Linked DNA regions of Homo sapiens: region 2 is linked to region 1. Evidence: chromatin contacts called from ENCODE Hi-C or POLR2A ChIA-PET data. All regions are on one chromosome and are shown on one strand. The core of a region is the stretch at or near the end of the contact, and the rest is flanking DNA. Distances in the headings are between cores, read along the strand shown.

Region 1 (4,964 bases), core at 712-3,211:
TTAGTAGCCAAGATCATCATGGCAATGGTCATTTATTTACAATCTAAGCTAAAATAAATTAACTTGAGTCAATTATCAGCAATCTGTCTTAACTTAGATACTGTATAAACTTTAACACCACAGAAGATAGGTCATTGTCAGCATACTTCTTTTTATTTCCCCCCAGAGAATAAGGACAACTGATATACGAGAGATAAAAGAAATATTATGAATTACTTTCCAAATGAGTGGAAAGAAAGATAATGTAAAAGGGATGCTTCATTTTTGTCTGTATTGCATGTAGTACTCTCTCTTTGTAAGTTAGATGCTTAGGAAGAAAGATCTACTTTATTATAGTAGCTTAGCACTAAGTGGTCCTCTAAGAGAATCAAAGTCCAACCACTCTCTTAGCAAATAGTTTGAAACTGGAGAATGATTTAGATGTAAGTAGAATCTCATTGATCAGCTTTTCCATTTTCTTGCAAAGGTGAAGAATGTTTCAGTTTAATATAAAATACAGGCCTTTTTTGACATCAATAATTTATGAAAATAAAATATTTTATGAAGATTTCCTATATATCCACAAAATACTCTTCTCTTTGAAACAGAAATTTTGTGAAAAGGAAGAATGTTAATCACTATCTGAATGTAATATCAAGAGCTGTTCTCATAAAAGGCACATCTTTAGATTCTTTCCCTCCCCAAGAATCAAAGAATCACACATGAGCTTATTTGTCAGCTATAGTTTTTAAAATAGACAAAGCAAGAATTTTATGCTCAAGTAATTCCAGATCTTTCTGAAACCAATACTGTCAGATAAGTTGTAAAAAAAAAAAAATCCATCATTACTGCCACTATCAAACCACTGAATATCTGTTTATTCTCTTTAATGTATGACAGAGATAAAGAGTTTTCTAAAAAGGTACTCTATTGCCTTAAAAATAGTCTTGCTTTAGGACACAGACTATTATCACCACAATCAAAGCTACCTCTTCGGCGCTTAGAATGCAATAAGACATAAGAAAGAAAATTACCATGAGATATGAGGCTGAAGAACTTGAATTGTATGTTGCTTTCCACTATTAAGAACAGTCTGCACTATTAGCCTTTCTCTGAGTGTTCAGAGATGTAATTTGTAATGGTACTTCAAGAACATATTGTATGTCCTTGCTTTATTTGAGCAAAAAAATAGAAATCGAATCATTGTTGTACCATTTTCTCTTCAATAATTGCTGTCCATGTTGCAGTTGTCACTTCTATATGATAATTTAAAGATAAGTCAGAGTGTATAATGCATAATATTCAACCTCTCTCTTCTTGGTGATCATTCTTCCAATTATTTTCTTTGGTAAAACAAAAAACTAAGACCTACATCAGTTTTCCTTACACACCACCAATACTAATGTAATTCAAATTCTCACCACATTTCCCCTTCCCCTAGGTTTACCTCATTCTGCATTAATGTTCTAATCCTTACTTTACTATAGCAGAATAAGTATATTATTCATAAACCATTGAGCCTCAACCAAAAGGCCTCGTGTGGTGTAAATTTCAAGTACCCTGCTATTGGTAAGATATTTTACAACACAGAAGTCATTTAAGAATGTCTAAGCCACTGTTATTTTCCAAGATTTAAAAGAGCAAAAATGTTAATGAAAATAAAATTCTACCTTTACACTGCAAAATTATACTTTACTTTTGTCTACATTGGAAAGCATTTTACATAAAGCTGTGCAAGAAATTATCTCTCAGCTCCAAATCTATTTGTCCATTCTGTAAACTTCATTGTGATGCTATGGCTGAGACTCTCAAAACCATGTTTATCCTGACTCTGATGGCTCTATGTTAGGCTCTTCTAACAGGGAGCCCAGATGGAAACTGAAAAGCCTGGTGAAGAAAGAAGAAATATTGTTTTCCTATGGGCTAGCTGACTGCCTGCTATTCCTAACAGCATCACCCTAGCTGTTTTGTTTGCCCAAGGAGCAGCTGCTCCTTCCTGTAATAGCAGCTGAAACCAGTTTGCAATACTTCCAACATTTGCAGTACTATTGCATGGCTTTCAGAGATACTAGAGCTAGCCTGACCCATGTTCCCTCTGCAGAATGAATTTCAGGTCTATGGGTCTTGTCCAAGTTCACCATTAGTGGGATAAATTTCAGCTCTACTAGTCCTTTCCTCCAAGATCTAAGTTTTAATAACTCCAAAGTCTTCTCTCTATTCCCTACCTCTAGAGCTGGAAGCTGCATCCTACAGTTGCCACTTCTGTGATTATTTGTAGTTCTCTTTTACCCTTTCATTGATTTTATTAACAACAATCTTATATCTAGTTAACAGTTACTTACATTTAATATCTATGTTCAAATAACTGGCGTGGTTTCTGTTCCCTGATGGACCCTGATTGATTCAATCACCCTATAGGGGCTGTTAGAGAAAGCATTTTTGTCCCCATTTCAGAAAGGGTAACATTTTGTTAATCACTTGATAAGAGAAAAACCTGGGACTTGGACTCAGTTATCAAATCCATTTATAGCACCTTTTCCATAGAAACTACTTCCTTTTGGACACTGAATAAAATTCTTCTCCTAAATGCTCTACATATCCAGTCAAGAAACGTAGAAAATAAATAAGTTGGCCAAGATGAACATGGCTATTAAAGTCAGATCTTTTGTACAAAGCCCCAGCTTAATTTTCACATCAAGGCTCTTCAATTTCAATAATTTCTAATAGTATTAAGAGTTGGGGTTAAAATGTATTGTTATTCTTGTAGTATAATAAATGGTCATGATCTGTTAAATGTGAGCACATTGAAGAATGCCAAAACAATACTTGTGAGCTCATTATTTCCTATATAGTTTTAAAAGTGGAACTGAAAAAGCAAAAGCAAAATACTAAATGTAATATAGCTCTCTTTTACATTTGCTTGCTGCCAGATATTCTATAAATATAAAAACAGATCTCGGAAGCTGCTGTTTAGAATATAAGTAATGAATTTCCTGATGGGGTGTTCAGTAAAATTTTCCAGACATGAGCTTTCTTCCTCTGGTTGGCCAAATAGTGTGTTTTTCCCTCCTGTCTGCCCAGCGAATGTGTTTCTAAAGACCGCTTTGTGTTCCTGAAAATCACAGGAATTCCTGTATAGTACAACGAAGGCCCTGGCAGCAAAGCCTAATCAAGTTGAAGAAAGCACCACAAATACTTCCCAAATGGCTTTCTTCCACAATTGGCAGTATTAAGACAACAAAAGAAAGTGAAAACAAAGGCTACAAAAATAATACATCAACTTTCCTTCTTCTCTCCTCATTTGCTTCCAGGTCCTCAAGACTGAAACACACACACATAGATTAAAAGTACAATTATATCTGTAGTACCTATCATATTCTGTATGATGTGAAAATGATATTTGTAATTATAAATTAATATATATCATATATATATATTACTTTTCTACACCAAAAATATTCCCAACCCATATGTGTACATGTCTTACCAGGAGTTTAACAAATTCACTTGCTACTTTAATATAATAGGATCATACTTCAGCTCCCTTTTGGGGGTTTATGGCACACCACTAACAGAGAACAAAGTAAGAAATGAGAAAAACAGAAACCCTTCCACCTCTCTAATTACATTTTGTTAATTAAACACCTATGAAAGTGTAAACACTCATTCTTATAAACTGAATATTATCAGGATTTGCCTTGAGAAATTCATGGTAAATATTATAACAGCATCCGAATTGCCTGTACTTATTACTGAATACAGCCTGTTGTGTAGGAGGCAATATCCTATAAAAGTCACATGCTACGTTATCCATGGAAACTTTAGCTGATGACAAGTGGCCTATTCAGTTACAAATATAGTCACTTAGAAATATAGGGTGGTGTTTTTTCAGCTCACTACCCATATAACTAAACTCCTGTCACTTGACTTTAGAGATTATCTGTATTTTGGAACATAGAAGCCCAATGTGCTACCACCGAGGATAAAAGGTAAAAGGTAAAAAGCATTAAAAGGTAAAAAGCCACTAAATGCGTACTTTTTAAAAGTCCATTATAAAAAACGATGTCTTCAACCTTTTATTAATGAGGCGCAGCTGTGAATAGTCTACTTTCATCTTATTAAAACGTCTACAGGTAATGAATAGAGAGCGTGATAATATATTCCTCAGGAAAGTTTCAAGACTTTGAAAACAGAACCTTATATTGCAATGCTTTCTAAGTTGCAAGCATAAATATTAGCCTCTAGGGGGAGCGCTAGGCTCTTCCCCTTAGATTTTCTAAATGCTAAGTCAAGAAAAGAGGAAAAAATTCCATTCCCCTAAGAGAGAATGATCCAACTGGTCAGATTCCAGGACATTGATTGGACCATGTTTTGTGGGACTGAAGCTTTCAGAAGTTTTTAAAAGGTCAGCATAAGCAATAACTTCTCTTCTCAGACTCTCCATGCCTTCCATAGGTGGCAATCAGACTAAATCTCTGCCCTGGCAAACTACTTTTTCTTTCTCTCTCTGTATATATACGTGCATATACATATATACATACAGATGCATATACAACTGCATCTAGGATTATCTGATTGCTGCCTTTGCTTAGCCACTTATGTCCATGTCCTTGAAGATAAATATTGTACAAAGGAATATTTGGCTTTTTGGTGCACTGCCCATAATATCACAGCACCCAAGATCTTTCTCTAATTTCTAATAGCATTTGCAAATAGTATAGAGTTTGTTTATTTTAAAGTTGCACAGAATGCCATTACCTAGCTTAGTGACTTTGGGCAGATCACCCTGTTCTGTGAGTCCCACTCTCCTCACTAAATGGTTTCTAAAATGTTTTTGATTCCAAAATTCTATGAGTTTTTATCTTCAACAATTTTTTCCCAATGCTAAATGAAATTTTGTTCAATAACTCTTGGTGGTCTAAGTCATTTCCCCACTGTGTGATTTAATTGACATAATGCCGTTCAAGGTCACAGAGCAAAACCTA
Region 2 (4,590 bases), core at 1,269-3,768, 170 kb after region 1:
GCTATGACCAAATTCCTCCCTAAACTTCCAACCAAAGGTGTAGAAACATATAATCCTGAATAAAATCTGTGTTGTCTTTTGTTTTCTGCCATAAATGTTTACCATAAATTTACTATGATCCTTGACATTTCAAATTTATATTGCTGTTATTATTTTTTGTGATAATTTGTAGAGCTGAAGTTTGTCAAGTTTGTATAATGCATTTAGCGCTGTAGTTAAGAGCATGGGCTATGAATGGATGCTAATGGTAAGATCTTACTGAAGCTACTTAGGTCAGCTTCAATTTTCTTATCACAATAATAATATTATTAGTTTTATAAAAGATGATGTAGAGAACTCAGCTTAGAGCCTGACAAAAACAAGCTTCCAATAAATTAATAGTAAGAGTGAGAAAGAGAGGTATACACTGCCATCCCCTGCACACACCATGATTTCTTTTTTTTTTTTTTTTTTTTTGAGACGAAGTCTCACTCTGTCACCCAGGCTGGAATGCAGTGGCGCGATCCTGGCTCACCTCAACCTTTGCCTCCCAAGTTCAAGTGATTCTTCTGCCTCAGCCTCCTGAGTAGCTGGGACTACAGGCACCCACCACCATGCCTGGCTAATTTTTGTGTTTTTAGTAGAGATGGGATTTCACCACGTTGGCCAGGCTGGTCTTAAACTCCTGACCTCAGGAAATCTGCATGCCTCAGCCTCCCAAAGTGCTGGGATTACAGGCATGAGCCACCATGCCTGGCCTTGAGATTGTTTTAAATATTGTATGTATATAAAGATCTTAGTAGTAGCAAAAACAAGGTTTAATTTAGTTATGCCAAATTACTCTTTGAATGGCCTCCTGAAACTCTTGCCTGGAAGACTGTGTGTGGTCATCTAAGAAGGGCTATTCGTCAACTTTCACTCAGATGAATTGTTTAACATGGGATGTGGGGAGCCTGAACTCCTGAAACCCACTAACTCTTGGTCACAGACTTCTTGTCAAGTTTCCAATGCAATCATGGTGGGTCATGAAAACGAAATGCTGATCGTCTTATTTAAATTCTCTCTGGTGTTTCCTTCTGTTCTTAAAGCCCTCATTAAATGCCTTTTTTTTCACACTAACACAAATATTTTCAGAGAAGACTGTCTTGAAGTCCAGAACTCTGCACTTGAAAAAGGACTCCAAAAGACAAGGGGGTGACTAAGTCCTGCACCCAAGGGTGTAAGGGAATTCAGAGACTCATAAGGTAGCCTTCACACTGTCCTCCTCAGCAACCTAGCCCCCGGCCATTGGAGTTAACTCAGAGCAGTGGGAAACAGGGCTCATCAGGTGGGCTTGAGCCAGAAGGCTCCTTCTTTCATATAATTCATATGTGTAAGGATATGATGTTCAAAGGGTTCCATGGCTAAAACCAAAGTCTGAAAACCACAGAGCCAGTGATGTGAATGCAGGCCTTCTAAACTATAGTGTGATTTTCTCATTCTACTTTTTAATATTATTATGGATGTTTGTTCTTGAAAAAATTTAAATGCTTGTTTTATTGGAAATTGCTTAATTAGACAATAAATCCCATGAAAAGGCATTGTTCTAAGTCAAAGATTCATTTTTGTTTTTTCTACCATTATGTGCAATAAACACATTTAAAATGCTGCTCCTGAAGGGATTCATTTATTGGAGAAAGCAGGAGCAGTTGACTAAATTTTTCCATCCAAAAATTTAATTCTCAAAGGGGCAATCCAGTCAGTCAACTTTTCCAGAAAAGAAATTCACCAGATTTCTTGGTTGTCATGAAGATATTCAGGGGAAGGTTTTCAGCAAAAGATCTCTTTTTTTGCTGAAAGTGAGGACTCTGAGGATCTCAATTCTATTACTGCAAACTGGATATTTAATCCCAGGATATAGCCCAATACCAAAGGAATACTGAAAAATAGTCACTATGAACAGAAATCCAACTTAATTCAATGTACATTATTTGTCTTAAACAGGAGCAAACAACTACAGGATACGGGATTTAATAATAACAGTAAAGAGGTATAATGCTTACTATGGGCCAGGCATTAGTTCAAGTATTTATACACATAGGTTCATTTATTCATTACTCCAACCCTGTCAGCTTAGCCCCATAATCATCTTCTTTCACAGTTGTGGGACAGAGAGAGTAAGTCACCAGCCCAAAGTCAGTGTTGGAGCTAGAATTCAAACCCAGACAATCCAGCTCCAGAGATCAACACACAATGTTTAGTTTCAGTGAAATAAGGCAAACAAAGACATTTAGATATTAATCCTGCCAATTTTAAGTATGCTTTTGTCCTTGGTATCTTCCTTTTGTCCCTTTGGATCCACACATTGCTCTGTGCCCTGGAGCCTGTGTGGACAGAATCAGTTAGAGGTGAAAGGACAGTGAGGTCAGGGCATTCATTTTCCTGTTTTGTTTTTTTTTTTCCCCCAGTCAGGTTACTACTGGTTGGCTGCATCCCTCTGTTGAAAGCTACAGCTCCTGTCAAATGACACAGTCCACCCTGGACTCTAGTACTTCTCCCTTCCTCTGCCCCTAATCACCCAGAGATAGCAACAGCTCGCTACTGTTACACTCACAGAGGCATTGCACCACGGTCTATTATTTTCCCTAAACTCTAACCACATCTTTGTAAATACTTGTTTTATTAAACTTTTCCCTACTCACCATTCCAAGAATCTGGGCAAAGCATTAATTTCTTGATCTAGTTTGCATATGACTAGACAAAAAAAAATGCAGCATAACCTTCACAATTCCCACCTTCCACCCTCTGCATACCAGGCCCAGGAAATAAATTCTACAGCAGTCAAAAAGGAGTTCCTTGCTCCCACAACAAGCATATGTGAAAATTATTCTTCAAATTTTTTTCCAGTAATTGAGGTTTGCAAGTAGAACAGTATTTTTATTCTAATAATAGTCATTGGGTCTATTAAAGCACCATGAGTGTCAAGCAGCAGGGCAGTAACAGAGTTATTCATGTTGGGTGTTGGTCTCTTTGAGTTGAATGACCATGCTGAAGCCTTGGTTCAGGTGTTGTAAATCAGACACTTAGCCTAATTAAATACAAAAATATCTAATGTTACGCAGCTGACAATACTAGACAGTTGGCTTCCCGGAACTGGGTAGTAAAATACATCCAGGAAATGTAATCCTATGGAGCAAAGAGATACCAGGTGCATCCTTGCACTCCCTTCAATCAAATTAGCCATTCATCAGAAACAGTGCATCTTATGAATATGTCTTAGCCTTAAACAAAGAAAGTGAGCTTCTAAACTGACCTTAACATCTCCTCTTCAAAACGTCTTAAGTTGCTCTTGCCATTTACTTTAGCAGCCCACCTAGTGATGAGAATGGAGTCTATTTCCATTGAAAGAGATGTAAGAACAATACCCTGAGCCACAATTTTTAAAAAACATGGCCATCAATCCCTCCCTCTCCCCTAATATACCTTAATAGTGCTAATAGCTCTTCACACCTCCACTTCTGGTTTCTATATTGAAAGTACAGATTCATAGCTAAAATTCAGCAGGTCTGGTATTGATGGATGTATTTCCTTTTACCATATCTTGATATTTATAGTGAAATGTATGTAGAGGTAAATTACTCACTGTCTTTACTAATAAATCTTATTGTTTCATTATCACAATGTGTCACAAAGGTCTTAAAATGTAGGAGCACATAACATGTACCAGCAGAATAGATACAATAAGTTGACATCTTCCTGAATTACAATTTCATAGAGCAATGGCTGGAAATGAATCCATAATATATTGATCTATTTCAGCAATTAGCATTTAAATAATCTCTTGGGGGCACTCCTGGGCTAGTAGGATGCAATGACCAAAGATTAAAAGTCAGAAACCCTAAATATCATTCCTCTAATTATAACTCTGGCACCATCTTGATGTGTGACACCAGAGTTTTCCCAGTATAAAATGACAGTTCTATCCACATAACCTGATTGACAGTTATTGGCATGAACAAGTGACTTATAAGCACAAACATTAATATAAAAAAGCATGTGACACTTCACCTAGCAGAAATCAGTCAAATTATTTTTAGTGATTGATATTTTCATTACCCTGAATTATAATTAAGATACAGCAGTTCTTTAAAATTATATACATGCTATGTCTTTCCCTCCCCACCAGTGGTAGCCAATCTCTAAGGTGACTTCCTCTAATGATTGTCACATTCTGTTACACACACACTCACATAACTCTCCCCAACACTGATCAGAGCTAACCTGCATACCCAATATGATATGCAGAAATGAGAGTGTATGACTTCCAAGGTTAGTTTATAAAACTCACTGTTGCTTCTACCTTACTCTCTCATATCATTCACTCTAGGAGAGCCTGTTGCAATGTAAAAAAGACACTCAAGTAGCTCAGTGGAATGGCCCACATGATGAGAAACTGAGAGCCAGCGTCAACTGCCCATCACATAATTAAGCAAGCTTGGTAGCAGACCTTCTTGCTCCGGTCAAGCCTTCAGATGACTGGAACCCCAGCTGACAACTCCACTGTAACCCTATGAGAGCTGCCAAGCTAGAATCACTCAGCCAAGCCACTCCTGAATTCTGGATCCCCAGAGT

What was found. Hi-C counts contacts between places; a loop is a spot of excess contacts on that map. ChIA-PET counts read pairs that join two places held with the same protein, here RNA polymerase II (POLR2A). Pooled maps may share reads with other maps.
Region 2: a loop to region 1 is called in a map of PC-3, with 7 times the contacts of the local background. The contact joins two enhancer-like sites. A Hi-C loop is called at or near these places in 4 of 168 maps with a recorded cell type or tissue (Caco-2, Calu3, PC-3 and 1 more) and 5 of 50 pooled maps. POLR2A ChIA-PET finds 5 or more read pairs at or near these places in 2 of 52 experiments (PC-9 and Panc1).

Annotation. Positions count from the first base shown.
Region 1 is chr4:142,349,090-142,354,053 of GRCh38, forward strand. All of the region lies in intron 7 of INPP4B (inositol polyphosphate-4-phosphatase type II B), which reads right to left. Among named protein-coding and RNA genes, the nearest start is that of INPP4B, 490 kb to the right of the region's middle. Within about 2 kb of position 1,962, at least 4 of the 41 ENCODE cell types and tissues checked have a DNase peak (open chromatin) inside an H3K27ac peak, as active enhancers do; they include PC-3, where a contact is called at or near this core.
Region 2 is chr4:142,514,358-142,518,947 of GRCh38, forward strand. The region is part of intron 2 of INPP4B (inositol polyphosphate-4-phosphatase type II B); the gene reads right to left. Among named protein-coding and RNA genes, the nearest start is that of INPP4B, 330 kb to the right of the region's middle. Within about 2 kb of position 2,519, at least 3 of the 41 ENCODE cell types and tissues checked have a DNase peak (open chromatin) inside an H3K27ac peak, as active enhancers do; they include PC-3, where a contact is called at or near this core.